2 separate regions of the Homo sapiens genome follow, and region 2 is linked to region 1. Evidence: read pairs that join two places in POLR2A ChIA-PET (ENCODE). Cell type or tissue: OCI-LY7. All regions are shown on one strand. Links, peaks and the distances in the headings refer to the core of each region. The heading gives the core; the rest is flanking DNA. Region 1 overlaps MYO5A (myosin VA). Region 2 holds the start of LOC105370820 (a long non-coding RNA gene).

The links. ChIA-PET counts read pairs that join two places held together with the same protein. Peaks named below come from ENCODE experiments on the same cell type or tissue, not always from the same donor. Only the 100,000 strongest peaks of a DNase experiment are listed, where the experiment ranks them.
Region 2: POLR2A ChIA-PET joins it to region 1 with 6 read pairs; 2 of 35 experiments call an interaction of 5 or more read pairs at or near these places.

The regions. Positions count from the first base shown.
Region 1 is chr15:52,475,508-52,491,124 of GRCh38, forward strand. All of the region lies in intron 1 of MYO5A (myosin VA), which reads right to left. Among named protein-coding and RNA genes, the nearest start is that of MYO5A, 46 kb to the right of the region's middle. RefSeq lists enhancers at 2,115-2,616, 2,617-3,116, 6,333-6,482 and a silencer at 5,926-7,194. In OCI-LY7, for the core only: no CTCF peak of the experiment used is centred there; DNase peaks (open chromatin) are centred at 5,684 and 6,594; H3K4me3 peaks cover 2,279 bases; H3K27ac peaks cover 2,500 bases.
Region 2 is chr15:52,219,193-52,234,809 of GRCh38, forward strand. MYO5C (myosin VC) reads right to left here. Exons shown (of 41, transcript NM_018728.4): 24 at 13,430-13,493; 25 at 9,941-10,121; 26 at 6,247-6,340; 27 at 5,883-5,946; 28 at 5,709-5,789; 29 at 4,352-4,532; 30 at 1,970-2,063; 31 at 567-630. LOC105370820 (a long non-coding RNA gene) reads left to right here and starts at 1,968. Exons shown (of 4, transcript XR_007064638.1): 1 at 1,968-2,502; 2 at 6,017-6,366; 3 at 7,306-7,424. RefSeq lists a silencer at 9,830-10,004. In OCI-LY7, for the core only: no CTCF peak of the experiment used is centred there; DNase peaks (open chromatin) are centred at 3,339, 3,649, 4,139 and 4,419; H3K4me3 peaks cover 2,500 bases; H3K27ac peaks cover 2,500 bases.

The DNA of each region.
Region 1 (15,617 bases), core at 5,118-7,617:
TTCTCTTGTGGGCATTTAGTGCTATAAATTTCCCTCTACACACTGCTTTGAATGTGTCCCAGAGATTCTGGTATGTTGTGTCTTTGTTCTCATTGGTTTCAAAGAACATCTTTATTTCTGCATTCATTTTGTTATGTACTCAGTAGTCATTCAGGAGCAGGTTGTTCAGTTTCCATGTAGTTGTGTGGTTTTGAGTGAGTTTCTTAATCCTGAGTTCTAGTTTGATTGCACTGTGGTCTGAGAGGCAGTTTGTTATAATTTCTATTCTTTTACATTTGCTGAGGAGTGCTTTACTTCCAACTATGTGGTCAATTTTGGAATAAGTGCAATGTGGTGCTGAGAAGAATGTATATTCTGTTGATTTGGGGTGGAGAGTTCTGTAGATGTCTATTAGGTACACTTGGTGCAGAGCTGAGTTCAAGTCCTGGATATATCCTTATTAACTTTCTGTCTTGTGGATCTGTCTAATATTGACAGTGGGGTGTTAAAGTCTCTCAGTATTATTGTGTGGGAGTCTAAGTCTCTTTGTAGGTCTCTAAGGACTTGCTTTTTGAATCTGGGTGCTCCTGTATTGGGTGCATATATATTTAGGATAGTTAGCTCTTCTCGTTGAATTCAGCCCTTTATCATTATGTAATGGCCTTCTTTGTCTCTTCTGATCTTTGTTGGTTTAAAGTCTGTCTTATCAGAGACTAGGATTGCAACCCCTGCCTTTTTTTTTGTTTTCCATTTGCTTGGTAGATCTTCCTCCATCCCTTTATTTTGAGCCTATGTGTGTCTCTGCACGTGAGATGGGTCTCCTGAATACAGCACACTGATGGGTCTTGACTCTTTATCAAATTTGCCAGTCTGTGTCTTTTAATTGGAGCATTTAGCCCATTTACATTTAAGGTTAATATTCTTATGGGTGAATTTGATCCTGTCATTATGATGTTAGCTGGTTATTTTGCTCGTTAGTTGATGCAGTTTCTTCCTAGCATCGATGGTCTTTACAATTTGGCATGTTTTTGCAGTGGCTGGTACTGGTTGTTCCTTTCCATGTTTAATGCTTCCTTCAGGAGCTCTTGTAAGGCAGGCCTGGTGGTGACAAAATCTCTCAGCATTTGCTTGTCTGTAAAGGATTTTATTTCTCCTTCACTTATGAAGCTTAGTTTGGCTGGATATGAAATTCTAGCTTGAAAATTCTTTTCTTTAAGATTGTTGAATATTGGTCCCCACTCTCTTCTGGCTTGTAGAGTTTCTGCCGAGAGATCTGCAGTTAGTCTGATGGGCTTCCCTTTGTGGGTAACCGGACCTTTCTCTCTGGCTGCCCTTAACATTTTTTCCTTCATTTCAACTTTGGTGAATCTGACAATTATGTGTCTTGGGGTTGTTCTTCTCAAGGAGTATCTTTGTGGTGTTCTCTGTATTTCCTGAATTTGAATGTTGGCCTGCCTTGCTAGGTTGGGGAAGTTCTCCTGGATAATAACCTGAAGAGTGTTTTCCAACTTGGTTCCATTTTCCCCGTCACTTTCAGGTACGCCAATCAGATGTAGATTTGGTCTTTTCACATAGTCCCATATTTCTTGGAGGCTTTGTCATTTCTTTTTACTCTTTTTTCTCTAAACTTCTCTTCTTGCTTCATTTCATTCATTTGATCTTCAATCACTCATATCCTTTCTTCCAGTTGATCAAATTGGCTACTGAAGCTTGTGCATGCGTCACGTAGTTCTTGTGCCATGGTTTTCAGCTCCATCAGGTAATTTAAGGTCTTCTCTACGCTGTTTACTCTAGTTAGCCATTCGTCCAATCTTTTTTTAAGGTTCTTGGCTTCTTTGCGATGGGTTTGAACATCCTCCTTTAGCTTGGAGAAGTTTGTTATTACTGATCTTCCGAAGCCTTCTTCTCTCAACTCGTCAAAGTCATTCTCCGTCCACCTTTGTTCCATTGCTGGCAAGGAGCTGCGTTCCTTTGTGTTCCTTTGGAGGAGAAGAGGCGCTCTGATTTTTTGAATTTTCAGCTTTTCTGCTCTGATTTCTCCCCATCTTTGTGGTTTTATCTACCTTTGGTCTTTAGTGATGGTGACGTACAGATGGGATTTTGGTGTGGATGTCCTTTCTGTTTGTTAGTTTTCCTTCTAACAGTCAGGACCCTCAGCTGCAGGTCTGTTGGAAGTTTGCTGGAGGTCCACTCCAGACCCTGTTTGCCTGGGTATCACCAGTGGAGGCTGCAGAACTGCAAATATTCCAGAACGGCTAATGTTGCTGCCTGATCATTCCTCTGGAAGCTTCGTCTCAGAGGTGCACCCGGCCGTATGAGGTGTGAGTCAGCCCCAACTGTGAGGTGCCTCCCAGTTAGGCTACTCAGGGGTCAGGGACCCACTTGAGGAGGCAGTCTGTCTGTTCTCAGATCTCAAACTCCATGCTGGGAGAACCACTACTCTCTTGAAAGCTGTCACACAGGGACGTTTAAGTCTGCAGAAGTTTCTGCTGCCTTTTGTTCAGCTATGCCCTGCCCCCAGAGGTGGAGTCTACAGTGGCAGGCAGGCCTCCTTGAGCTGCGGTGGGCTCCACCCAGTTCGAGCTTCCCAGCTGCTTTGTTTACCTACTCAAGCCTCCGCAATGGCGGGCACCCCTCCCCCAGCCTCGCTGCCACCTTGCAGTTCAATCTCAGACTGCTGTGCTAGCAGTGAGCAAGGCTCTATGGGTGTGGGACCCTCCGAGCCAGGCGCGGGATATAATCTCGTGGTGTGCAGTTTGCTAAGAACGTTGGAAAAGTGCAGTATTAGGGTGGGAGTGACCCAATTTTCCAGGTGCCATCTCTCACAGCTTCCCTTGGCTAGGAAAGGGAATTCCCCGACCCCTTGTGCTTCCTGGGTGAGGCGATGCCTCACCCTGCTTCAGCTCATGCTCCGTGGGCTGTACCCACTGTCCTGCACCCACTGTCCGACAAGCCCCAGTGAGATGAACCCGGTACCTCAGTTGGAAATGCAGAAATCACTCGTCTTCTGCGTCGCTCATGCTGGGAGCTATAGGCTGGAGCTGTTCCTATTCAGCCATTTTGGAACCTTCCCCTCTCCAGACATTTTTAAAAGAGTGAACCTCTTTCTAAAATTATCAAACTATCCTTTGCTGGCATTAAGTTCTTCAGCTTAAGATCCTTCATCTGCCTTTTGCCTTAAGTTGTCAGGTTTACTGTATTGCACTAAACACAATGAAAAATACGTGAGAAGCGTGAGATCACTTTTTGCTGTGATATGCAATGTACTGGAGAGACAAACTGTTCACACGGGGATGGTTAGTGTCACACATTTTAAGGGAATACTCACAACCTTTTTAGCTCACTCAAGCAACAGCAACACAACATGGCTACAGAATTACTACAGTAAAACTGTAGTACTATGTGTACTGCAGTTAATTTTGTGTGGTTATGTCTTTATATTTGTTTACATTTCTCTCAACTGTGAACAGTGCCATGTGCAGTCTATGTCTGTGTAAGTTTTTATAAATTTTAACTTTTTTTTTTTTAAGATGGAGTCTCGCTCTGTCACCCAGGCTGGAGTGCAGTGGCGTGATCTCAGCTCACTGTAACCTCTGCCCCCTGGGTTCAAGCAATTCTCCTGCCTCAGCCTCCTGAGTAGCTGGAATTACCTGGCTAATTTTTGTACTTTTAGTAGAGATAGAGTTTTACCATCTTAGCCAGGCTGGTCTCGAATGCCTGACCTCCAGTGACCTGCCCTCCTCAGCCTCCCAAAGTGCTGGTATTACAGGAGTGAGCCACTGCGCCCAGCCAATTTTAACTTTTTATAATAGATTTATGTGTATTTTATGGTAGTAAATGATAAAATAGACTAGTATTTACGTATACTTTATGTATTCATGACATAACTTTTTCTTATTTTTTTCGATATTTCTAGGCTACATAGTTCATCTGAGAATTTTTTCAAATTGTTGCAAATCTCAAAAAATTTTCCAATATATTTATTTTTAAAAATCCATGTGTAAGTGGACCCATGCAGTTCAAATCCAGGTTGTTCACAGGTCAACTGCATAGTTTAGAGGTTGTGGTATATCTATATAATGGAATACTTAAAAAAAAGTTAGGTCTGTATGTGCTGACATGGAAAGATACTGTTAATTGAGAAAGAGCAAGCTGTAAAACATCATCATTGTATGATCCTATTTTTGTTTAATATATATTCATAAACTATATTCATATATCCATATAATACAGTAGCTTGGAATTCACAGATTATCATTTGTGGTTTCCACTCTTTGTGAACCATACTGAAAGTCCATGGCATCTGAACATTTATCATTCTGCCCAATCATGAAAGAGCCACACCTCTCTTAGACCTCTCTGAGTAAAGGAGAAAAGAGCTGGACAGTGAGTCTGGCCTTGCTCTGGGCTCCAGCTCAGCATGCCTTTGCTCTTCTCCACCAGTTTGTGTGTGTATTCCTGAAGAGATATGAACTGAAGCCACCTATCTGCACCTGTGATGGAAGTAAAGATTATGTAAAGAGGTCTCTGAACGTGACTGATCTAAGCAATGCTGTCTCCTCTCTCCCAAACCCTACATCCCCACCTAGCATCACATCGTATACCTTGAATATATACAATTTTTGTCAATTATACCTCAATAAAACTAAAAAGAAATCAGTTCCCTTAATTTTCTACAACATGTCTACTTGATTTTTCATATGTGAAGGAAGAAATAAGAACTAAATACTAATTGCGATAGAAACTTGACTGGCAAACATCTACAAAGTCTCTAGCTAAAACGCAAAGAAACTTAACTACACCATCTACAATTTGATCTATTTACAGTCAGCTTTTAACTCATCCAGGAAACACCTGCAGAATTTAGGAAAACCCGTAACTATTTCAAATCTTACAATTGTTTAGCGAATGTAAAATCTCAGAATCAGAAGAGGGCTTAAAGATGATCTGGTCCAAACACCCCATTTCCAAGAAAACTAGAGCTCCAAGAACAAAGCTGGCTCAGACCAGAGCCCACACCAGACCAAGGATGTCCTGATCCCCGATCCTTGAGGCCCTCTCTGGCTCCCCTCTCCCTTCAGAAGCAAACATAATGGATCTGAAAAAAGTTGCACAGCTGCACAAATGGCAAGAGGAAAGCAAAATCAGGACTCAACTAAAATTCCATTTCATTGTAACACAACTTGGTTTCCCACATTCTCTTTTCCTTGGCAGTGCTAGTTATCATTGGAGAGTGTGGTATAAGGAGGAGTCGCATGAGAAAATTCTTCCTTAGCATTATCTCCCCTAGCTTCAGTCCTTAGCCATGCCTCCAGCACAGTCAAAATCTACAGTGCTACAAAGTGCCAAACCATAGCTTCCTTACATATAGCTAAATCCATTTACCCAAATGCAGTCATTCATTTAACAAGTACTTACTGAGTACCAACAGGCACAGGTCTAGTCCTGGGATACAGCATTGCACTTGCAGCTGGATTCATGGTTGGGTTCCCTTATGCCTACCCATCTAAGATACCAGATTCTTTGCTAGAGCCATGGCATTTGGTAGTGCACTGGACCACACTATATGTAGGTATTATGAGTCTTCATAATCATGTCTACTGCCTGACTTTGGAGGTTAGAACTAGCATTATTAGGTGCAAGCACATTTATCTGCATTGCCAAAATCCCAGTCAGCACCGGTGCAGTAAAAAACAGATGGTGTGCCTGTAACTCATGATTGACACATTGCTGCAACAGATGCTAGGTATGTCCTTGCTGAAGATCTAAGCAAATGGTCTCTAGGAATGAAAAACAGATTTTAATGCAAACAAAGATTGCCTAGAGATTCTATAAGATTTTCTATTTTACTTTATACCCTAACTAATTCTGTTTGGTTCCACAAGTATTTAGTATGTGTATATTCTATTTCATACACTGTTCTAAGAATTGCAGAAACAAAAATGGGTAAGATGTTTTCCCTTCCCTCAAAGTTCTGCTGATGAGATGGACACACACAGACACTGTCAATATGACACACAAAGTTCTGTGATGGAGGAATGTACAAGGTGCCATGGGAGCCCAGTGGAGTTTGCAAACCTCACCCAACTTGTGCAAAGAAAAATAGAGTACATGGTAACTTCCTAAAGGAGGGGGACATGGATTTGGGCTAGAAGGACAAATAGGAGTTAACCAAGCAAATGAACAAATTCATGTTCCAGACATGAATGAAGACATAAAGATGTGGAACAGGATAAAATACACATGAGGAATAACAAGTAGTTTAGAATCACTGTAGCAAGAAATGAGAGGCCAGAGAGATTCCCAGGGCTCAGATCATAAAAGGACTGGAACATAGTAGTACTCAGTAAATACTTGATGAAAGAATTGGCTAGAGCTTTCATGAAGGAAAAGGTATAAGTATGTGGTTATGCATGTTGGACAAATTTTGTATGTCCATTTTGTTAGTAGAAACAGGATATAATCAGTATTATTCTACATCAGTAGAATTATAAGAACATGATTCAGTCAGCAAGAACTTGGCTCACTCAGCATGATAACTGGAGACTCAGGCATAATAAAGAGGAAGTGGCTAGGCAGTTTTTATATTCTTGTGACCACAAGAGAGAGAAGAGCTAGAGTGGTATCTGCACAGACACAGGCAAAGATCATACGGAGAAAGATGAAAGAGGCATGCACGGGGTCTGTGAGCTTGAGAACTTCCTGGATATAGCAACCATCTCTTTTCTCCTATAGGCCATCTCTTTTTTTCGTTTAACATAAATAAACCAAGTATCTGTGACTCTACCTGACCTTCTTCATGGCATCATGTGGAAGAAACCCTGATCCAGAAGGGAATAGAACTCATATTCCTGGTAGTTGTTTTTTGTGAGTGGGCTTGGGCCCTTTGCTGCTGCTGAAGAGGGAAGAGGATAGCCAGAGCTGGGAAAAAGAGGAGTCAACATGATCCATACTCTAACAACTCCATGTTGAACATATTGAAACACACAGGAATCCTGGGCCAGAGTAGATTTCCAATAATTTTACAAAAACAGAAGCAATACAGACACCATAAGTACTGGCTATAAATTCTAAAAACTTTCATCACACATCAAAAACAACTCAACAAGGTGAAATTTATTCCATTTGATATCCCTAACATTAATTTCCTGTTCATAATTTTTTTTTTTAATAAAAGGTAAGACTGTGGAGGAGGGCAATCTGCTTAATTTTGCTGTGAACCTAAAATGGCTTTAAAAAAATTTTTTTAAGTGAATCCGGTCCATTAGTAGAGGAGTTGCGGCAGCTCAAGGCAAGGAGCCTGAGGCCCAGATTCCTAATTTCTTGGCCCTAAATAGTGACTCTATCCCCTGATGCCCCTGGACTACCAACCTGCCCGTGGCTCTTCCAGGTTTCTAAGGTCTCCTGTGATTAGGCTTCTATCATTGCAATGGACTGATACTCAAGCTCACTCAGGTGAAGGATGAGCAGGGCACACATATGAATACAGAGGAAACAACAGGATAAGGAACCAGAGAAGAGCTAAGTCACATAGAGGAAAAAACCGAAGCAAAGTGTTGGTTCCAAGGCAGGCCCTGGAAGCCCATGAGTAGGAATTGGTGGCTTTTCTGGTACACCACTGCTAATGGGGTCAGAACTGTCAATGTGTCTACACCACTCCTCTGGTTTATCTTTTCCATACTTGTTACAGAAATCCCCAAAACAGGACACCTAAATGGCTCACTTAAACATTGCTACTTCTGTTTAGACTGCCCTTTTGAGACCAGGCCACATCAAAAGGCCCTTACGAGTGAGCCATTTTCAGGTCAGGGCCTCCCCTTGTCCAATCAGCTTGGCTGGATCATTTGGTTTCTTAGCAGGGGCCCCAGGTCAACAGGGAGAGTGAGGGGTACAGTTACCCTTTGAAGGGACCGTGAGTATGGCAAGCACTGTGAATTAATTTATGATACACTGATGGTAGCAATGCCTTAGAAATTTCAGGAGTAGGGAAGAGAAAAAGTGACATCTGGGAGGCAGTAGAGACTCAGCAATATATTTAAAAACAACAACAACAACAAAAAACTATGGGTGCAAGGACACGCCTAGAAATTTCTAAAAAACCCATTCTCAGCACTCAGTTTTCCTTCCCCATCCATTCCAATCCATAATTTGGAAAAACATGTCCCACTCCCCAACATTCTATGGATTAAGGTATTTTAATTGAGCAAATGTTATGTTAAAAGATATCCTGGCAAGAATGCGAAGGTCCATCCCCAGACTAGATGAACTTCTTCCTTAGCTTATGGCTATGTCCACACCCTTATGACAGCCCTAATTGTGGTTCCTGAACTTCTATTATTATAACACAACGATTTAGAAAAACAGTCTGCTCTATACAGCTAATGTCACACTGTGGAAATGAATCATTCTGACCAAAAGCCTTGCTTCTGGCAGTGCCAATCCCTTCCTAAAGCAACTGCAAGCCGTCCACCTCCCAGTCAGGAAGCATCTGGTAGCTGGGGCTCTAGAAGTATCCCTGGGAAGTCAGTCAGAACTAGAGAGACCACTAACATTTGTTAGGGGGCACTGGAATTGTTGAGCTCTGACACATGATCAAGTAGGCCAGGAAAAGTAACTAATCTTAGGATCCTCATGTTAAGAAAGATTAAAGTGATTAGATCAATCACTAAATGACTATAAGAGCAGAACCAAAAGTATTCTATGATAATTGTAGCAAGTTGAACGTATTACAGGTATGCATTACATTTTCCTGAAAATATATGTGAATTAGAATGCAAGGAACTAGAACACAAGAAGCCCTGGCTAGTTAGGTAGCTATGGTAGAAAATACACATACACACACCCTTCCTTTTTGTTTTTAGAAAATAAGAATGTGGATCTGTTCCAGTAGCCAGGGAGGATAGAGTAGATATTAAAGACAAAAGTATTTTGCCCTCCTAATCCTTTTTATTACCAGAAAAAGGACAGAAGATGAAATCAACACTAACTTTAATCCTGACTTCTGTTTCACTCTTCACAGGATTTTGCAGATACAAGTATTTCAAAGTGATCATTATATGAAATGCCATATATGTTCCTGAATTAACAAAACAACTTGGTAGAAAGAATCAAAAATTGCAGGTATTTCCTTATTCCCCCAAATGTTTTCTGATTTCAATGTTTGTTTGTTTGTTTTTGAGACAGAGTCTCGCTCTGTCCCCCAGGCTGGAGTGCAGTGGCATGATCTCGGCTCACTGCAACCTCTACCTCCCAGGTTCAAGCAATTCTCCTGCCTTAGTCTCCGAGTAGCTGGGATTGCAGGCACCCACCACCACGCTTGCCACCAGCCTGGCCAACATGGTGAAACCCCGTCTCTACTGAAAATACAAAGAAATACAATTTTTCGCTGCTCCTGGATGAATTTTTTTGTATTTTTAGTAGCGATGGGGTTTCACCATGTTGGCCAGGCTGGTCTTGAACTCCTGACCACAGGTGATCCGCCCGCCCTGGCCTCCCAAAGTGCTGGGATTACAGGTGTAAGCCACCGCACCCAGCCTCAATGTTGTCTTTTTAAGTAAACTGTCTGTTCTTTTGAATAATTACAAAAAACAGTAAGGCAGAGTTAATAATTACAGAACTTTCAATAGCTAGGAAGTATGTAAGTCATTACAAATGATTTTCATTTCTAAACAATTTTCAACTAACTTCTTAATCCCTTAAATTATCCTTCTCTACTAAAGATCTGTAAATGACAGAACACAAATCTTTAAAAGAGAATAAAGAATTCACTATGTAAAAAAAAAAAAAAAAAAAACAAGACTGTCAGGTGATTAATCACTTCTAATGACAAAAAATGTTTTAGGGTATTGAATTTGAACAAAGTAGTATATATTCTCAAATACTATTGGAATTAAGGGGACAATTAGAATCCTAGAGAGTTCAAGTTTTCCGTCACATGAGTTAAGTAGCCTAAGTCAGTTGATCTCTGCACGAGACCTCTGATTAGATCATGAGATACTGAATTCTAGAATAACAAGGTCTCTTTTTAGAAATCCTTACTCTAGGTAGTACTAGATGAATGTTATTAAAATGAAATAAAAACATGAATCAGCATAATATTTACCCTTTTAAAAAAAAGATTAAGTAACCTCTTGTATGGATAATATAGTTTCTACTATGCTAATGTAATTTTTCACATCATAGCCAGAAAGGAGTGGGTTTTACATAGACTGTTAAAAAAGATAATAACATAAACATACACTTTTGGTAGAAAAAGCCTCAATAACTTGAACAGAAACGACAAGAATAAAGATTTTTTAGCATGATAGTAATATGCTAAATAATTAAATTTCTCAAATTTTTCTTCTAACAACACACAAACGTATTTGTCAGTTCAAAATGTTGCTTCTTTGAAAACACTATAGTAAATCCTTTAGGCGAATCTTAGGATTTCAAGAGCCTGGCATTAAGCATCAACACAAAATTATTTTAAGTTGCTAATTATCACCGTAAACAAGCAGTCATGAGGGCACAGTTCTGAAACCCACATTTCCATAGTAAACGTTTTCATTTTTATGAACTGTTTAAATCACATTCCTCTTCTATACTTTTCCTATTCATTTTCAAATCAAATTCCAATTCAACACGTATTTACCAAGTCCCTCTTACAAGCGAGGTTCTGCGTTAAGCTGGGGGTGGGGGATGGTGAAACAAGGAGGATGAGAGCAGAGCCTGTTCTCTGTTTGCCATGTCCAGGCGTCTCTTCCTGATCCATGTCAAAAGGAGGTCAAAGAGCCACGTCCATTTTAATCCTAATAGCCCTATCGCTGAGCATTATTACCTCAGTTTTACAGATGAAAAAACTCAGGTTGAGTGAGTCAAAGTAGCTTGGTCAAGATGACATGTCTAGTTAAGTGGTGGAGCCAGGATTTGACCAAAGAATGTCTGGCCCCGACTTTCATTCTCTCTCCACTACACTGTATCTTCCTTATTCAAACCTCAGCTCAAATGTTACCTTCTCAGAGAGGCTGTGTTTTTAAATGAGTAGTTTTATTTTCTTCCCATTTTAAAAGAGATTAGACTTATTAATAAATTCTAGAAATCAGACTTTTCCAGTTGAAAACAAGAGACTCTTGGGGATTTTTTGTTTTAATATTGTTGTCACTAAGGTAAAAGTCTTTAAAAAGAGGAGAAATAAAGGAAAGGAAATAACACACAGGCAGAGAAAAAGAAAGACTATGTTACAAAGGAGAGCAGTATTACACTTTCTCCTTTGTTGCTTCACTAAAGGCAAAGAGGAGTGCGGCCAATTCTAAAGGCCAAGGGTGTACACCTGCCTGACCACATCATGCCCACTGGAATCATCAAAGGCTTACAACTGAGGCTCTATAGAAGATTCCCACGAGGACACACCCATGTCATAGGCACACGGGTGAAGGAAACACTCAGAGCTAGAAATGTCAGCATAAGGGATATGGGCTTTCTTAAGAAAAGAATGAGTATTTGTGTTATGTACAAATGCTTCTTAAATATCTTTTTAGAAGACTCTGTGATACAAGTTTTACGTTGATACTAAAAATTTGGAAGCTTTCAAAGAGGAGAAATAGGTCATACGACACAAAATTATTTCCTGGGGGATGTATGGAACACTGTGCTAAAATGGGTACTAGGGCCGAAGCAGCAGCTCACTCTTGTAATGCCAACACTCTGGGAGGCCAGGGTGGGAGGATCGCATGAGTCCAGGAGTTCGAGACCAGCCTGGGCAACATAGGGAAACCTTGTTTCTACAAAAAATAAAAAAGTTAGCTGCACATGATGACACACACCCGTAGTTCCAGCTACTCAGGGGGCTGAGGTGGGAGGATTGCTTGAGGACAGGAGGTCAAGACTGCAGTGAGCCATGATCACACCACTGAACTCCAGCCTGGGCAACAGAGCAGACCCTGTCCCAAAAATTAAAAAAAAATTAAAAATAAGGGCCGGGTATGGTGGCTCACAACTATAATCGCAACACTTTGGGAGGCCGAGGCAAGTAGATCACCTGAGGTCAGGAGTTCAAGACCAGCTTGGACCACATGGTGAAACCCCGTCTCTGCTAAAAATATAAAAATTAGCCGAGCATGGTGACAGGTGCCTATAATCCCAGCTACTCAGGAGGCTGAGGCAGGAGAATCACTGGAACCCAGGAGGCAGGGGTTGCAGTGAGCCAAGATCATGCCACTGCACTCCAGCCTAGATGACAGAACGAGACTCTGTCTCAAAAAAAAAAAAAAAAAAGTTTTACACTATGACATTTCCTGGTTTCAATTTTGCATTATCCTTGGCTGACTAAGGAAACCAGCATACTTGTACGGCCGGCGTTCCTGATGCCCCTCACTCACTACCCTCAATCCCTACCCCACATTCCCAGACAGCTTTATTTCAGTCTGCTGAGATGACCTATCCACCAAGAGCCCATTCTTTGGGCTCCAGCAGTACCTGACAATAGCAACATAAACACTAAGATGAAAGCTTTCTAATTCTGGGTGAGGCCTCTGATTATCTCTCATTTCAATGGCCATGTATTTGTGAATTCTTAACTTCTACATAGTACTTCTGTAGCAAAAAGTTCCTTTACTTTATTGAACTTTACTAAATTATCTAGGGTGAAAAAAAAACCCATAAGGGGTTGAAAGAATTATGGATGAGGTGAATGCTTTTGTTGCATAGTATTCACCAGGACTCAAAAGACAGAGAAGGATTAAAAAAAAAAAAAGACAGAGAAGCTTATTTTTGTAATCTTTCCTGTGAGTTTTCATTCTGAGCCATTTGTAAATATATGTAGCTGATGTCTGTAAATAATGAATTCTTGGAAACCACATTTTAATGTGGAGGGCTGTAAAGCAGTTCATATTTCCCCAAAAGAGCTATAATTGGGGTCTGCATTTCTGAAGCATATGCAGCACATTAGTTGTACACATGATCAAATACATTCTATAAAGCAAATATGTGAACTCTAAAGCAATTACAAATATCAAAATTCTGCTGCTGGTGCTAGTCCCTAGACCTAGGCTTTAAAACAACAAAATTAATTATACAAGAACTCTACCATAAAGTACATAGAAAGGCATACTCTGACATAACACACATTTGATCAGAAATGTCTATGTTTACCTTAAACATATGAGTGAAATAATAAAATGGTTGTGATTTGCCTTAAAATCTTTCAGAAGAAGAAAATGTTGGGAAAAAGAAGAAATGAAGCAAATGTGCAGAAGGCTGTTATTTGTTGAAGCTGCGGGCTTGGGGGGATTTGTTTTACTCTTCTCCTTACTTTGTGAATGTTTCAAAAACTTTTCAAAATAAAAAGTTTAAAAAGCTAAACTAAAAAGTATAAATGACACTTAATAACAAATAATATTTAACAATTTCTCTTTCTTAAAACGCAAAACTCTCTGGGGAAAGATGAGATAAATCAGTAACAACTGCCCATGGGAGGAGGCATTATAGCAAGATTTCCACAGCAAGCAGTTGTCAATAGCATAACTAAATTTAGAACCTTAACTTATCTTCTACATGGCGTGTACATGCACCATTAGACCAAAGTGTAAAAGTAAAACTGCAGAGAATGAAGATAAACCTTCCTTATACCACATAGAAAAATTAACTCAAAATGGACCAAAGACCTAAATGTTAAGAGCTAAAACTGTAAGACTCTTAGAAGAAAATACAGGAGGAAAACTTCATGATACTGAATTTGGCACTGATTTCTTGGAGCTGACACCAGGAGCACAGGCAATAAAAGAAAAAGGTAAATAAATTTAAAACCTCTCTGCATCGGCTGGGCGCGGTGGCTCATGCCTGTAATCCCAGCACTTTGGGAGGCCGGGGCGGGCGGATCACGAGGTCAGGAGATCAAGACCATCCTGATTAACACAGTGAAACCCCGTCTCTACTAAAAATACAAAAAATTAGCCGGGCGTGGTGGCACGCACCTGTAGTCCCAGCTACTCGGGAGGCGGAGGCAGGAGAACTGCTTGAACCCAGGAGGCAGAGGTTGCAGTGAGCCAAGATCGTGCCAGGGCACTCCAGCCTGGTGACAGAGCAAGACTTTGTCTAAAAAAAAAAAAAAAAACCAACCTCTGTGCATCAAAGGGCACAATCAACAGAGTGAAAAGGAAACCCACATAATGAAAGGAAATATTTGCAAATCATATATCTGATAAAAGATTCATACCCAGAATATATAAAGAATTCTACAACTCAGCTGTGCATGGTGGCTCACACCTGTAACCTCAGCACTTTGGGAGGCCAAGGCAGGAGGACTGCTTGAGCCCAGGAGTTCAAGACTAGCCTAGGCAACATAGTGAGACCTGTCTCTAAGTAAATTTAAAACAAAAATAAAAGAATTCTACAGCTGAACAGCAACAATGATGAACAACCTGATTTTAAAATGAGCAAAGACTTTGAATAGACGTTTCTCCAAACAAGATACACAAATGGCCAATAGGCACATGAAAAGATGCTGAACATCATTAATCATTAGGGAAATGCAAATCAAGCCTACAATGAGATACCATTTCACTCCTATTAGAATACCTACTATCAAAAAACTAGAAAATAACAAGAGTTGGACAGGATGTGGAGAAATTAGAACGATTGTGCCCTGGAGAAATTAGAACCTCTGCACCCTGGTAATGTAAAATGGTGCAGCCAGTACGGAAAACAGTATGGTGGTTCCTCAAAAAATTAAATATATAATTCCTATATAACCGAGGAATCCCACTTCTGGTTATATATCCAAAAGATTTGAAAGCAAGGTCTCAAAGAGATGCTTGTACACCCATGTTCACAGCAGCATTCTTCACAATAGCCAAAGGATGGAAGCAACCCATGTCCATCAATGGATGAATAGATTAAACAAAAATGTGGTGTATTTACTCAAAAGAATATTATTTGGCCTCAAAAGAGAAGGAAATTCTGAAAGATGTCACGACATGGATGAACCTTGAGGAAATTCTGAAAGATGTCACGACATGGATGAACCTTGAGGACATTACGCCATATGAAATAAGCCAGTCATGAAAAGACAAATACTATATGATTCCACTTATATAGGGTACCTAGAGTAGTCAGATTCATAGGGAGAGAAAGTAGAATAATGGTTGCCAGGGACTAGAGGGAGTGGGGAATAGGGAGTTATTGTTTAATGGGTACAGGGATATAGTTTTGCAAGATGAAGAGTTTTAGAGATTGGTTGTACAACAATATGTTGTTGTTGTTGTTGTTGTTTGAGACAGGGTCTCATTCTGTTGCCGAGGCTGGAGTGCAGTGGTGTGATGATCACAGCTCACTGCAACCTCAAACTCCTGGGCTCAAGCAATCCTCCCACCTCAGCCTCCCAAGTAGCTATAACTAGAGGTGCAGCCACCACATCCAGCTAATTTTTTTATTTTTTGTATAGACGGGGTCTCACTATGTTACCTAAGCTGGTCTTGAACTCCTGCGCTCAAGGGATCCTCCTGCCCCAGCCTCTCAAAGTGCTGGGATTATAGGTGTGAGCACCATGCCTGGCCTGGTTGTACAACAATATGAATGTACTTAACATTACTGACCTGTACACTTACACATGGTTAAGATGGTTAACTTACGTTATGTGTATTTTACAATTTAATTTTTTT
Region 2 (15,617 bases), core at 2,907-5,406, 260 kb before region 1:
TATTTTGGAAAAATAAGTGTCTCAACAAGTTGGCAACAAAACAGAACATTCTCCCCACAAGGCTCTGCCAGGGCACGAGGCCCTTTATTGGTCTCGTGATGGAAATTTGGGGGGATTAGCAATGAAGATTTTCCATCAACATGGGCTTTTAATTCTTACCCTAAATAGTCTGCTAATAGAAACCGTCCTCTCTCACACACTCTTATCTGTTGTTTGAACAGATAATTCAAGTGCATGGTATAGCATTTCAAGGGTACAAAAGTGTACGCATACAGTGAAAAGTACGTGTCCTCCCCTCCTCTGTGTATCAGTCACCAAGCCTGAAGGCAACCAACTGCCTGGAGGCAACCAATGTTTTGTTCCTTAACAATCTCCCAGAGATGCTGCTGCTGCTGAGTGTGTTGTACATACACATATTTCTTTCCTTCCCATCAGAATGGCAATATGTCATATATATTAATTAGCATCTTGCTTTTTGGCATTAGTAACACATCTTGGTATATTCTACAGTTTCAGAAAAGCATTACACGAGCATGAACTTGAGGTACACACATATTTACACTTACTTTCTTTGTGTTCCTTCCTCCTCTTGACTGCGATGTAACTGATTAGACAATTCTTCTAGTTTTCCTATAATGAGAAGAACTGTCAGTACTTTGGGGGGGCACATATCACTGCATTCTGATTTGGGTTTGGTATTATTTTCAATTTTTAGAGGTCCTAAACTAGGGGTGTCCGATCTTTTGGCTTCTCTGGCCCATATTGGAAGAAGAATTGTCTTGGGCCACATATAAAATACACTAACACTAACAATAGCTGATGAGCTGAAAAACAAAACTGCAAAAAAATCTCATGTTTTAAGAAAGTTTACGAATTTGTATTGGGCCTCCCTGAAAGCTGTCATGGGCTGCATGTGGCCTATAGGCTGCGGCTTGAACAAGCTTGTCTTAAACTGTATCCAGACAGAGATTAACTTTTATTTGGTCTGAACAATGTTTAAACATTTTTAAACCATCATTTAAAAATTGTTCCACATAAATATTCCACATAAAAATCTGGATTCCTGGGTTTTCTTTAAAAATAGGAATCTCTAGCAATACTGGGCCCACATTCCCACTGGGCAACAATCAGTGGAGCTTGGAGGCAGCAGCCTGTTTATTTTTTTGTATGTTTTTTCAGAGACAGGATCTCACTCTGTCACCCAGGCTGGAATGCAGTGGCACAACCACGGCTCACTTCAGCCATCACCTCCCGGGCTCAAGTAATCCTTCCACTTCAGTCTCCCACATAGCTGGGACTACAGGCGCATACTGCCAAGCCTGACTTATTTTAAAAAAATTTTTGGGCTGGGTTCAGTAGCTCACGGCTGTAATCCCAGAACATCGGGAAGCCAAGGTAGGTGGATCACCTGAGGCCAGGAGCTCAAGACCAACCTGGCCAACATGGCGAAACCCCATCTCTACTAAAAATACAAAAAAAAAAAAATTAGCTGGGTGTGGTGGTGGGTGCCTGTAATTTGATATACTCAGGAGGCTGTGGCAGGAGAATCACTTGAACCCGGGAGGCGGAGGCTCCAGTGAGCCGAAATCGCACCATTGCATTCTAGCCTGGGCAAGGGCGAAACTCAGTCTCAAAAAAAAAAAAAAAAATTTTTTTTGTAGAGATGAGGTTTCATCATATTGCCCAGACTGGTCTCAAACTCGAACTCCTGGCCTTAAATGATCCACCCATCACCGCTTCCCAAAGTGCTGGGATTATAGGTGTAAGCCACTGCACTCAGCCTGCACCTCCTTTAAATGTCCTACATACCTTCCCATATCTTTCAACTAGCCCCCTTCTCACATTTGTTACCTGCCCAGCCCCCTAGAGAACCAGAGTTTAAAAGCCCTGAGTACAAGGACATTTCAATGTCATTTCCGGGGTACAGGAAACCGTTTTCTAAAAGCAGGTTAATGAGGGTTTCAGTTACCTTTCATTTTCTCAGCTTGTTCATTCAGGCGGATTTCAAGATCTTGCTTCTGTTTCTCCAATTCTGAAATTTGCTGTTTAAAGTCTGGGATCATCTTTAGAGAAGAATTAGAAATATTAGAATATAAAATACTTTTATCTATGAACTTTAAAATCTTAGAAGCAAACTGAACTATCTTGGTGTTCAGCCTGCAGAACAGATAGCTGTGTAAAAGAGCTAGCCACGACATTAGACTGGATTAACATTTTTTTTTAACCTCAAAACCTATATAGTCTCAGGAAACACCAGTATGCTCAGAGGAAGCAGTTCTCACACAGCTACGACAGGGAGAGAAGGATGTGTACATGTATAGAAATCCTATGCTGAGTTGAGGGAGGAATTAGGTGAAGAAATGGCAGCCAGCGTCTTTGGTCCAAGCCCAGAGCCATCGTCTCCTCATCTAGGAACAGGAAAAGCCATCTCAAAGGGTCCCACTGCTACTTTTGAATTCAAGGACATGCACTGCTCTGTTAGTGGAGGTCTGGAATCACCCGGTAAGTTTCTCAATCCTTTGTCCCTATCTGTATATTTCTTTACATGTCCATCGCCTCCACCCCCAGTTAGGTTAAAACAGGGTTTTTTTTCCTTCCCCAAGTTTATAAACATGCTCATTTTAAAACTGAGTGGCTGAGATCCAGGCCTCTGAAGTCTAAATGAAGAATACAGACAGCCCCTGATTTACGATGGCTCAACTTACTATTTTTCGAGTTTGTGATGGTGTGAAAGTGATATGCATTTAGTAGAAACCATACTTCAAGTACCCATTCAACCATTCTGTGTTTCACTTTCAGTATAGTATTTGATAAGTTACATGAGACATTCAACACTTTATTATAAAAATAGGCTTTGTGTTAGATGATTTTGCCCAAGTACAGGCTAATGTAAGCATTCTGAGCACGTTTAAGGCAGGCTGGGCTAAGCTACGATGCTTGGTAGGTCAGGTGTATTATATGCATTTTCAACTTACAATACAATACTTCCAGCATACGATGGGTTTATTGGGACGTAGCCCCATGGTAAGCTGAGGAGCATCTGTACTTGTTTGAATGTGCAATTGGGTCTCACTGCAAATTCCTCATTAAAGTTTCATCCAAGGAATAAACAAAGATGTAAAGGTCCCCCACTACCGTTCCCTGTGTCCACCCCTGGTCCTCAACTGCTGCTACAGCCCCGAGATTTCCTAACACTCTCAGTTTAGGGAGAGGAGGGGGTAGTAAGGAAGTAGGGGAGCAGCAGCCAGTGAGGCGGGACAAGAATGCTGGGAGAGCGGGGCGTCCTGGAAGCCAAGAGAACAAGGCAGAGAGGGCAAGATTAGCATCGCCAGAGGCTGCTGAGACACTGAGTAAGATGAGGGTGCAAAGGAACCCTTAGTGCTCAGCTCTGTGCAGGCAGAGTCAGCCAGTGGTGGGGACACACGACAGAATGGGGTGGTGGGCAGTGAATGGGAGGTGTGCGGAGGAAGTATGCCTAGAGGGTCTTTGTAAGTCTGACTAAGACCCCAAAGAAATGGGTGATGGCCACAGCAGTGTGGGGTTAAGACAGAGATGGCTTTTTGAATGAGGAGATTCCTAAAGCATTTCTCCAGGCCAGTAGGCATGAGTTGGAAGAAAGAATGAGACAAATGCAGTGGCTAGGAATGCACGTCATGGAAGAGGAAGCCCTTGAAAAGGTGAGATTTGAAGGCCGGGCACGGTGGCTTATGCCACTTTGGGAGGCTGAGGCAGGCGGATCACGAGGTCAGGAGTTCGAGACTAGCCTTGCCCACATAGTGAAACCCTGTCTCTACTAAAAATGCAAAATTAGCTGACCGTGATGGTGGGCGCCTGTAATCCCAGCTACTCGGGAGGCTGAGGCAGGAGAATTGCTTGAACCTGGGAGGCGGAGGTTGCAGTGAGCTGAGATCATGCCATTGCACTCCAGCCTGGGCAACAGAGTGAGACTTCATCTCAAAAAAAAAAAAAAAAAAGGTGAGATTTCAGGCATGAGCAGGACTGGCCTTCTGACACACTCCTGTCTCAAGAGCTACCCTTCAATTTTGTGGTCACTTTCCAAGGGGTTAGGGCTTGATTTAAATATACAGGCTTTAAAACATACACACTTACGCGCACACACAGACAATCACAGCGCCTGCAGCCATCCTGTGGTGAACACACACACTCTTGTATCAGAGTGCTCTCTGGTCTGCAGTCATTTTATAGTTTAATCACCAGACCAAGTTATTTCACTTCTGGAAAAAGTAATTTATATCCACTCTTTTACTGCCAAGAAACTGAATTTGACGCCACTGACAAAGAACAACTCTAGTATGATGGCCACGACTGGGGCCCCTGGCTGAGACCATACCATGTTCTCTGATGTTAGCCTGGTAACTTCATGACGGATGCTTTCATTGATGTCATTTTCTTCTCTGAATAACTTCTGCAGGTGGTTGATTTCTTGACTGAGATGCACCACTTTGAAGTTCAAAGCTTCAATCTCCTTTTCATAGCAATCCTTCTGAGACTGGAAATGGCTCTCCAAAACACTATTAAAGGAGGGGTCAAGAAATAAACCACATGGCCTTTGTTCTGTTTTATGGACTGCTGGGAGGCAGTTATGAAGACCCACAACAAGAGCCGTGCACGAAGTACATCAAGTTTACTTATGCACTCACGGTTACAGGCTACAGAATCAGGAATGCCTAATTATAAAATCTTCTAGCTAGTTAGGAAGCATTATGTGGGGGTTAATATGTAGTTAACAATGAAGAAAATTTTAGAAGTTATTATATTTTTACACTCTTAATAGTTTAAAAAATACTGGCCAGACGCAGTGGCTCACACCTGTAATCCCAGGATTTTGGGAGGCCGAGGTGGGCGGATCACTTGAGGTCAGGAGTTTGAGACCAGCCTAGACAACATGGTGAAATCCCGTCTCTACTAAAAATACAAAAATTAGCCAGGTGTGGTAGCGCATGCCTGTAGTTCCAGCTACTTGGGAGGCTGAGGCACGCAAATCGCTTGAAACCTGGAGGTGGAGGTTGCGGTGAGCCAAGATCTTGCCACTGCACTCCAGCCTGGGTAACAGAGCGAGACTCCATCTCAGAAACAAAACAAAACAAAACATGTTCTGTATGATACTACAGTTGTGGATACGAGTCATTATACATTTGTCAAAACCTACAGAATGTACACCAAGAGTGAACTCTAATGTAAACTATAGACTTGAGGTGACAGTGGCGTGTCAGTGTTGGTTCACCAGTCATAGTAAACACATCACTGTGGTTTGGGAAGTTGACAGTGGGGGAGGTTGTGTGTGTGTGGTGGCAGGGATATATGGGAACTCTCTGTATTTCTGCTCAACTTTGATGTGAACCTAAAACTGCTGTGAAAAATAAAGTTTATTAATTTAAATAAATGCAGCACATGCCTTAAATTTAAATGTATCTACATATTTCTGGCAACATTAACTAACTTATTTGATAATCAGTTTTCACTGTATGGGTTATGGGGTTTTTTACTAGGCATTTTATCCCACAAAGAGATTGCTCTTCATGAATAAGCTACTTACTTACTTCTCAGAGAAATATTTCTAGTGGTTATTCAGTCATTCTACTATAAGGAATTTGTGTATCAATCTATGTAAGGTAAACTTTGGACTTTCCAATAGTCTATTTATTATCTCTGAAAAATAAAGAAGATCCCTGAGGAGAATTTCTAACCGTGTTGCTTTCTTTAGTCCTTCATAAGCAAACCAAAGTTCTCCATCCTCATTTAAATGTTCCAGATCTTCCACAGAGAGCCTGCAAAATAAGGAAGATAAGAAAATCTATCATCTCTGTCACGTTTTACATGTTTACATGTCTTAAAATGTTTGATAATGCAAAAATGATTACCTGCTTCTTACATCTTCAATGTCATAGCTTTCGAGAAGTTGTTTGGTGATCTCTGACATCTTTTCTGAAAGGGAAAGGCAGAGTTGTATATATTACATTTGTGGATGATTTATCTTTTCCCATTCCCTTTCCAGGGCCCAGTTTTCTAGCTTCACAGTCTCCAGCTAAATAACTCACCAGCTATCCAATCAACCAACTAACCAATCTTCCAGGTATTCAACCAACTAGCTATTCAACCTATCAACTAAGCAATCTACCATATGTCCAACCAAATTCATACCAAAGGACACGTTTCCTTAGCAGCGACACAGCTATGATAAATTCAGTCTGCACCCATGGACTAAGAGACTCATATTTTTATTACCTCTCATTTCCCGTTTTTGTGACTGCACATGTTTCTCCACATCTATCTTCTGTGCCTGAAGTAGTTCTATCTCTTTTTCGAACTCAGAGATTGTCTGAATCACAGCAATGACGGAATCAGGTAAAGAAAAAACAACGATTATGCTTTATATAAGACAAAGGGAACACAATTACAGCGTTGCGTGTCTATGCAAGACATCCTCACTGCAGTTTCTTTCTTAGCTAAAATCTTGTTAAACCATCACTGCCTACACAGCTTGGCCTTGAAGCATGCTTAACTACTCAAAATGCCAGATCTAATGGGTTGTATCAGTAGAATTAACTTCCCTGGGCCAGGCATGGTGGCTCACACCTGTAATCCCAGCACTTTGGGAGGCTGAGGCAGGTGGATCACCTGAGTTCAGGAGTTTGAGACCAGCCTGACCAACATGGTAAAATCCCATCTCTACTAAAAATACAAAAATTAGCCAGGCATGGTGGCAGACGCCTGTAATCCTAGCTACTTGGGAGGCTGAGGCAGGAGAATCGCTTGAACCCGGGAGGCAGAGGTTTTAGTGAGCTGAGACTGCACCATTGCACTCCAGCCTGGGGAACAAGAGCAAAACTCCACCTCGAAAAAAAAAAAAATTAACTTCCCTGTTACATAAAGAAAAAAAAATACCTACTATAAGCTTGGGGTGGGGTGGGACAGGGGGAAGACTGAGAAAGGTAAAATCACGGGCTAAAATTCTCTTTTAATGGATAATAAAATATTGAGTGCAAGGACATGGGCAAAGTTGCCACCTTCATAACTGTGGGTTTTGGCTTCAGCTCAGCTTAGATGTGGAGCAGTGGCAGAGACTGGTGAGTCCAGGAGGTCTGGGAGTTAGCTGGCTGTTGGGAAGGAGGTGGCCTGGGCAGCTCTGGTTGTGGGGAAGAGGCAGTATTCTGCCTTTATTCTCCCTTGTGAGCTCAGCTTGAATAAGAATCACAGGTCTGTGCTTTTGCTTTGTATCTGAGGGAGATATAAGGACTTTCAGGGACAGCAGAGGTGAATAAACTCTCCTTGATATTTTTTCAGTTACCCTGAGTATTTAAGGGCTCCAGCCCCTGTTTCTACAGAGAGTAAGCAGGAGAATCAAACTGATATGTGCTGAGCACTTTACCTAGAAGACCTAATCCTCCTAACAGGCCTATGAGGTAAGTAGAGTGATCTTTTCTCAATTAGCAAACAGCAGCTACATTTAACTGAAGGCTGACTGGCACGTTCAGGGTCACATGCCAGGTTTATGGGGGACTCAGGACTATCCAAATCCTGAAGGCCATGCTTTTCTTTGTAATGTTTCAGTAAATGTTCCAAGTCAGATTTGCATTTACTTAGGCTTTTAAGACTGACTATAACACATATAACTTGATGATCATGAGTTATTTTCTTTGAAAACCAGAGTAGGCTGGGCACGGTGGCTCACGCCTGTAATCTCAGCACTTTGGGAGGCTAGTGCGGGTGGATCACCTGAGGTCAGGACTTCAGGACCAGCCTGGCCAACATGGTGAAACCCTGTCTCTACTAAAAATACAAAAAAAAATTAGCCAGGTGTGGTGGCAGATGCCTGTAATCCCAGCTACCTGGGAGGCTGAGGCATGAGAATCGCTTGAACCTGGGAGGCAGGTTGCAGTGAGCCAAGATGGTGCCATTGCACTCCAGCCTGGGTGACAAGAGCAAAACTCTGTCTCAAAAAAAACCCAAAAAACAAAACACAAAAACCCAGAGTAATTTTTTTTTTTTTTTTTTTGTTGAGACGGAGTCTCACTCTGTCACCCAGGCTGGAGTTCAGTGGTGCAATCTCGGCTCACTGCAACCTCCACCTCCCAGGTTCAAGCGACCCTCCTGCCTCAGCCTCCCGAGTAGCTGGGACTACAGGTGTGTGCTACCTCGCCCGGCTAATTTTTTTTTTTTTTTCTAGTAGAGATGGGGTTTCACCGTGTTAACTAGGATGGTCTTGATCTCCTGACCTCGTGATCCGCCCACCTCAGTCTCCCAAAGTGCTGGGATTACAGGCCTGAGCCACCGTGCCCAGCCCCAAGTAATCTTAATGGATCACATTGGAGAGTGAACCAGTCTTAGCTACCAAAGAGGAAGTGAGTGACACCTACTGGTACCTCTCTGCAAGCGCAGTCTCACAAGTTCCTACATTTAAGATACAGACCTCAGACCTCAGCCAGATGACAGGACTCCCACAGACTGACTGACATCAGGCTCATGTGGCTGCTAAGAGTGAAGCAGTCACAGGAATGAAAGTGACCCTTCCTGATCATGTGGTCTGACCTCCTACTTTTAAACAATAGGGGACGGGGCCCAGAAAAGACAGACACTTCAGTTGTGGAATTCAGTGGCCACCCGGATGCAATTCCAAAAGCTCTTCTAAACCACGCATGGCTAGTTCATGACAATTACAGAGACTATTTCCATAATCCTACAAATACTCTACTAATATGTATTTCACATATTTAGTAGAAGCTTAAAAGCTTTCCAACTTAATGATGAAATGTCTTACATTTAAGAACGTAGGTACACTCAGGTTTAACTTTTCTGGTAGGGAAACAATTCACTTAAGCCTTGATTGTCCAAGCATGGATCATTACTTCATCCATTCATTCATTTTTCTCTAGAGCATTTTATTAAATTGCCCAGGAATATTTATATATTTTTAATGATAGATACAGGTAACAATTTTTTTTTTTTTTGAGACGGAGTCTCGGTCTGTCACCCAGGCTGGAGTGCAGTGGCGCGATCTCGGCTCACTGCAACCTCCGCCTCCCAGGTTCAAGCAATTCTCCTGCCTCAGCCTCCTGAGTAGCTGGGATTACAGGCACCTGCCACCACGCCCAGCCAATTTTTGTATTTTTAGTAGAGACAGGGTTTCACCATGTTGGTCAGGCTGGTCTAGAACCCCTGACCTCATGATCCACCTGCCTTGGCCTCCCAAAGTGCTGGGATTACAGGCCTGAGCCACCGTGCCCGGCAGGTAACAATATTTTTATATATCATTATGCAGTTTTAAAAATTCTATGTGATTTTTCCTTCTCAGCTTTATAAAAATTTACTTAAAAATTTCTACCATTGAAAATTTATAGCTTTATTGATGTTATAATTTATGAATATATTGTGGAATAATTCAAGCTGATTAACATGTTATCACCTCAAATACTTGTCATTTTTTGTGGTGAGAACATTTAAGATTTACTCATAGCAATTTTGAATGTACAATATGCTCTTATTAACTACATTCACCACACTGTGCATTGGATAATTGTTTTAGTAAATTTTCTAATAACAGTTTAAATGAAAGATTTTGATAATAAGGTAACTTAACTTTAATGCAGGTGTTTATAGATTTATAGTGATGGATTATATAATAAGGATTCACCTCAATTTACAGTCTAATTTGGGAGTATTCTCTACATCGACATATTTAAATAACTTTACATAAATGTAATTTCAAAAAAGTTAGAAAGTTGACTTTTAAAATATGGAATACAATGATTGCTAAATCAAAGGCAGCCTGGAGGTGCACAGTTGGAAGGACTGAAGGAATCAGGCTCCAGTTGCCTGTGGCCTTTACACAGATGCTTTTAGCTGTCTAATCTGTGGGAACTTGGAATTGCAATCAAATGACGTAACCAGAGGGCGGGGCTGAACGTGAGAGCCGCTCTACCTTGACCTGCTTGCTCAGGCGGGCCACTTCCGCCTTCAAGCCATCAGAAGTGACGTGCTCCCCCTCCACCAGGTGTTGGAGTTGCATCTTCTCATCCTTGAGAGCTTTAATTTCTTCTTTCAAAGACTGAATCTGCTTCTCATAGTCTTGTGTTTTCAGTTCAAAACTTTTTTCAAGAAGCCTACGCAGCAAAAGAAGAAAATAATTTAGAGCTGAGCATGGTGGCTGAAACCTGTAATCCCAGCACTTTGGGAGGCCAAGGCAGGCGGATCCCTTGAGCCCAGGAGTTCAAGACTAGCCTGGGCAACAAGAGAGACCCCGTCCCCACTAAAAATACAAAAATTAGTCAGGTGTGGTGGAGCACGCCTGTAGTCCCAGCTACCCAGGAGGCTGAGGTGGATGAATCGCTTGAGCCCAGGAGGTCCAGGCTGCAGTGAGCTGAGATCGTGCCACTGCACTTCAATCTGGGTGACAGAGTGAGACCCTCCCCACAACACCCCCTAAAAAAGAAGAAAATAATTTAGAATTGTCTCTACAGTCTTTACTTTGAATTAGAATACATCATTTTGAAAACAACAAGAGGAGACAAGTTAATTAGAACCTACTGTGACAGTTCCAGCAGGTAATGGCCTTATTTTTAGCAAACTGTTTCCTCTTCCCTTAGGTTAAAGACAACTTCTTACACCTCCTGATTTGAAAGGTGTGGCTTTACAGTGATCACGCACAGGGCACACTGGCTAGGGAGGCTGAACTTAAAAGACACACTGGGTTTTGGGGCACTGTATTCCCAACCCCCCGGGTTCCATGCAGTCCCCTGGAAGGGCCAGTTTCCTTCAGCGAATACCTTGGCGTGCTCTGCTAAGTCCTGGCTCCTTCCTCGTTCCAAGGATCCTGCTGGAGGTTTGTTTGATCCTAAACAATAGAGCTATCTGCTATGTCCAGGGGTCTAGCCCTTCAAAAATTCTAGAATAAATGGCAGCAAATCCACGTGCCCAAAAGTGCATGTAAATCCAACTGCTCTAGAAGGTTGCTCAATTAAAAATTTGATGATTAACTAAGAAAATAATTGAAAAGAGATACATAACCTAGACAAGCCCAACACAGCCCACAGGGGCCCTTGAAGCAGTGCCAGGAGCTCTATGAGTTTACTAAATGATTCTACCTGCTGAGCTGTCATTTCAGTTCCTTTTAAAACTTGCTTTTATAGCACAAAGGGAAAAACTCTGAGAAAGAGAGCCACATTCCTAATAAATTTGTTTGATTTCTTTTTTATAGATTTTTTTTTTTTTGAGATGGAGTTTTGCTCTTTTACCCAGGCTGGAGTGAACTTCAGTGGCATGATCTCAGCTCACTGCAACCTCCGCCCCCCGGGTTCAAGTGATTCTCCTGCCTCAGCCTCCCGAGTAGCTGGGATTATAAGGTGCCCAACACCACACCCAGCTAATGTTTGTATTTTTAGTAGAGATGGGGTTTTGCCATGTTGGCCAGACTGGTCTCAAACTCCTGACCTCAGGTGATCTGCCCGCCTTGGCCTCCCAAAGTGCTGGGATTACAGGTGTGAGCACTGCACATAACCTCTTTTTTCTACAGATATTAACGAACTTTGTTTCCAGGTTTTTTAAAAAAAAACTGCAGTGCTCCCAAGAGACCAGTAAAATGCCTTTGAAAAAGGAAAAGGCAGCCAGAAGTCTTCCTTTTTTTTTTTTTTTTTTGGAGACAGGGTCTCACTCTGTCGCCCAGGCAGGAGTGCGGTGGTGCAATCTCAGCTCATTGAAACCTCCGCCTCCCGGTTTCAAGTGATTCTCCTGCCTCAGCCTCCCAAGTAGCTGGGATTACAGGCATCTGCCACCACGCCCAGCCAATTTTTGTATTTTTAGTAGATACGGGGTTTCACCATGTTGGCCAGCCTGGTCTCAAACTCCTGACCTCAGGTGATCTGCCCACCTTGGCCTCCCAAAGTGCTGGGATTACAGGTGTGAGCCAGTACGCCTGGCCCAGAAGTCTTATGTAAAAAGAATCTTAGACCCACAGCCTGAGCTGGTCAGGAGGGTGCCCACAGACTGCAGGCCTCTTGGAGCCTCCTGAGAATTTTGACAGGGGCCAGGAATTCCCCCCTTGGCTGACCAGGGACTAAACCAAGCTACAGATGAGTGCTAATGAGGAGGCAGAACACGGGCCTAGAGAGGGTGAAGAGTTTTAATCCCTTCACTGGCCTGCCTCGCCCTGACCCAGTTAGGATTGCAAACAGCCCAAAATGACCTGGCCTCAGCCTGGCTCTCCAAGACCCCTGCTTGAAATGATCACTCCCAAGTGGTCCCTGCACGTGGACAGATGCCGAGAGCCGAGCTCTTCTCCTCACATTAAAAACTCATCGACAATTATATTTTTCTAGGTAAATGAGTTAATTAGACATATTTAAAAACTGATGGAGGATCATGAAACACTTCATATATTTGTTAACTCCTGGAGCGATTCTGTGATATTCCCTCCTCTCTTTAGAATCCTGCTTCCTCACCCAGACGCAGGCTGTCCTGCTCACTGCATGGGGAAGTTTTGTATCCTACCACCACAGGCAGCCCTGAGCTTCCTAGCCCCCAAAAGAGATGTGCCAAGCATGTTCTATCTCTTTCCGGGACCCTGCCATGTACCCCAACTTTGAGATCTAAAAACCTTTGACTCCTTAAGAGAAGGGAAGCCCAGATTGGAGTCCTTGGAGGTTAGCAAAGGGTTTGCTATTGAGATAGGAAAGGTGGGCTGGTACAGTACAAGGTCAGGCACCTGCCTTAATTTCTGTGAGGTCCATTACTTACCTTATCTTTTGGGATAAAAGACAAACTAACAAGGACAATAGGTGGGGAAGGAAAGGAGGGAGGTTTATTTCCTAGGCAAGAATCTTAATTCTTGGATTTGGTAGAAGTTGAAGGTGGTGGTAGTCTCTGAATTTTGCACTGTCTTAGCAATAAAGTAAAAAAAAAAGAAAAGAAAGAAAGAGAAAAGAAAGAAAAGGAGAGGAAGGAAAGGAAGGAAAGGAAGGGAAGGAAGGGAGGAAGGGAGGAAGGGAGGAAGGAAGGAAGGAAAAGAAAGAAAATGAAAGAAAGAAGAAAGAAAGAAGGAAGGAGAGAAGGAAGGAAGGAGAGAAGGAAGGAAGGAGAGAAGGAAGGAAGGAGAGAAGGAAGGAAGGAGAGAAGGAAGGAAGGAGAGAAAGAAAGAAGAGAAAGAAAGAAAGGAAAAGAAAAGAAAAGAAAAGAATTCCTGGTGGTCCACTGTACCCACCCAGCAGAAGCTTTATGGACTAGTCTAGAATGTGTTCAGTATCTGACAGTACACATTGTGGAACTTAGCTCTCATAAATCTCTAATCTCACTTCCTAAAAACAGTCACACCCCACTTTCTTGTATCTGTGTCTGCTATATGCAAACTGAGATGGAAAATATAAAACAGCACAGACAGAAGAAAGAAAGTAGCTTTAAGGCAAACTAGATTCCATACATTCTTTGCCGTTCTTCCTTTTGTACATCATCAAAGAGCTGCTTGGTGAGGTTGTCCATTTTTTCTGTAAAAAGAGAATGCTTTTTGAGATATGTCTGCCAAATCAATGCCTTGATTGTTTCATGTTATGTTTAAGAAAGTGAGAATGTCAGGACAATCATGTGATGTTTATTATTAACAGGACTTACAATGAGAGTATAGCTCATTTTTTATAAACAAGAAATAAAGATGAGGGGGTTTCAAAATAATAATTCTCACAAATTTGTCAGATTGGAATTATCAATAAATAGTTTCATTTATAGTACTTTTGTTGGTCTGTTATTTATTAAAGTAGATATTGGCTTTGAGACAATGAATATTATTAAAAATAAATAGAGGCCGGGCGCGGTGGCTCACGCCTGTAATCCCAGCACTTTGGGAGGCCGAGGCGGGCGGATCACGAGGTCAGGAGATCAAGACCATCCCGGCTAAAACGGTGAAACCCCGTCTCTACTAAAAATACAAAAAATTAGCCGGGCGTAGTGGCGGGCGCCTGTAGTCCCAGCTACTTGGGAGGCTGAGGCAGGAGAATGGCGTGAACCCGGGAGGTGGAGCTTGCAGTGAGCCGAGATCCCGCCACTGCACTCCAGCCTGGGCGACAGAGCGAGACTCCGTCTCAAAAAAAAAAAAAAAAAAATTAAAAAAAAAAAAAAATAAATAAATAAATAGAAACCCTTTGGGAAGAAAATGATCCATTTGTGACAAGGTTTCTCGGTCTTGGCACTATTGCTACTTTGGGCTGGATAATTCTTTGCTGTGGAGAGGGGCTGTCCCACGCATTGCAGGATTCTGAGCAGCAACCCTGGCTTCTACCCTCTAGAAGCCAGTAGCACCTCTGCTCCAGTTGTGACAACCCAAATTGTTTCCAGACATTGGCAAATGTCTGGGGGGTGAGGTGGCAGCAAAGCTGAGAACCACTCATCTGTGATAACCAAGAAAATAATCAAGTGTCTGTCTCTATCTGGGAAAGAGGAAGTACAAAAAAGGCAGCTGTTAACACTGAAATACAAGAGTCGCAAACACAAAGTCTGCAGGCCGAAGGGCAGGACGTTCCATGGCTATGACAACCCCACATTCCCAACACACCCATATGCCACAGGGGCCATCAAAATGGGAGAATGGCAGTGCAGCCCCTCAAATGGTGATGTCCCTATTTGCACTAAGCTGATATCTCATCCTTGAGCTCTACCTCACCTCTGAGCCCCACCCCAGAAGGAGTCCTCGGGGTGCACCGTCGATAGCAATTCTCCAAATTACTTTTTTTTTTTAGCCAACAGTTTAATAGTTTGTCTAACATAGTGCCAAATGTTTCTGAATCAAAATGACTGCTTCAGAACGTTGTAAGGCAGCCAGGAAATACTGGGGGAAATGCTCAAGCTTTAATTTAGAAGCCAACACGTTTTATATAACCTCAATTTTCAATTAACCAAAAGCATTGGCTTTAATTCTGGTGCTTACCATCTTAGGCCATTTGCAGATGCGCTAAAGAAGCTGCTCGAATGTGATTTACTTCTCAAGAGGAATGGGATTATGTCCATGTTAAGTTAGAATCTCAAAAAGGAGAAACAGCATTTGATAGCATCCCTGGGTCTTAGGTCACAAGCATAGGTAAAGGTTGGTGCTATTCACAAAACACTGTTTGCCATGTCGGGGGAGGCGCACAGGATAATCAGTTTATAAATATTACATTGAAAGTTTTCATGGACTTTTTGGAAGAGGATGTAAAATTATTCACCCAAACATGACATGGTCTCAGAAACATAATTTTCAGGTTATATTCCTGAGAATTTAAATGCCCTTGTGGGAAATTCTATTTGAAGTTAGGGGGGAAAAAAGCCAAAACAACCACCCAAGAGGAGTGTGCTGTAATAAAAAGGGTGGAGATGAGGAAACCCTTTCCTAACTCAGGTTCAAGGTTTACTCCCGGACCTCTGACATGCTCCTGTTCATCTCTGACATTCACATGGCTTCTGTGCCCACACCATCAGCCCTACAGAGACAGGGTGGAGGGCACGCAGCACCTAGAACAGGAGGGCATGGCCTGCTCCTCGTCAGCACCTGCACAGCCTTTCCTGCCCCAGTGCCCTGGTGTCAGGCTGTTTACTCCCTCTTCACCAACATTCGCTCCTCCCACTCTCCGCCCTGAACT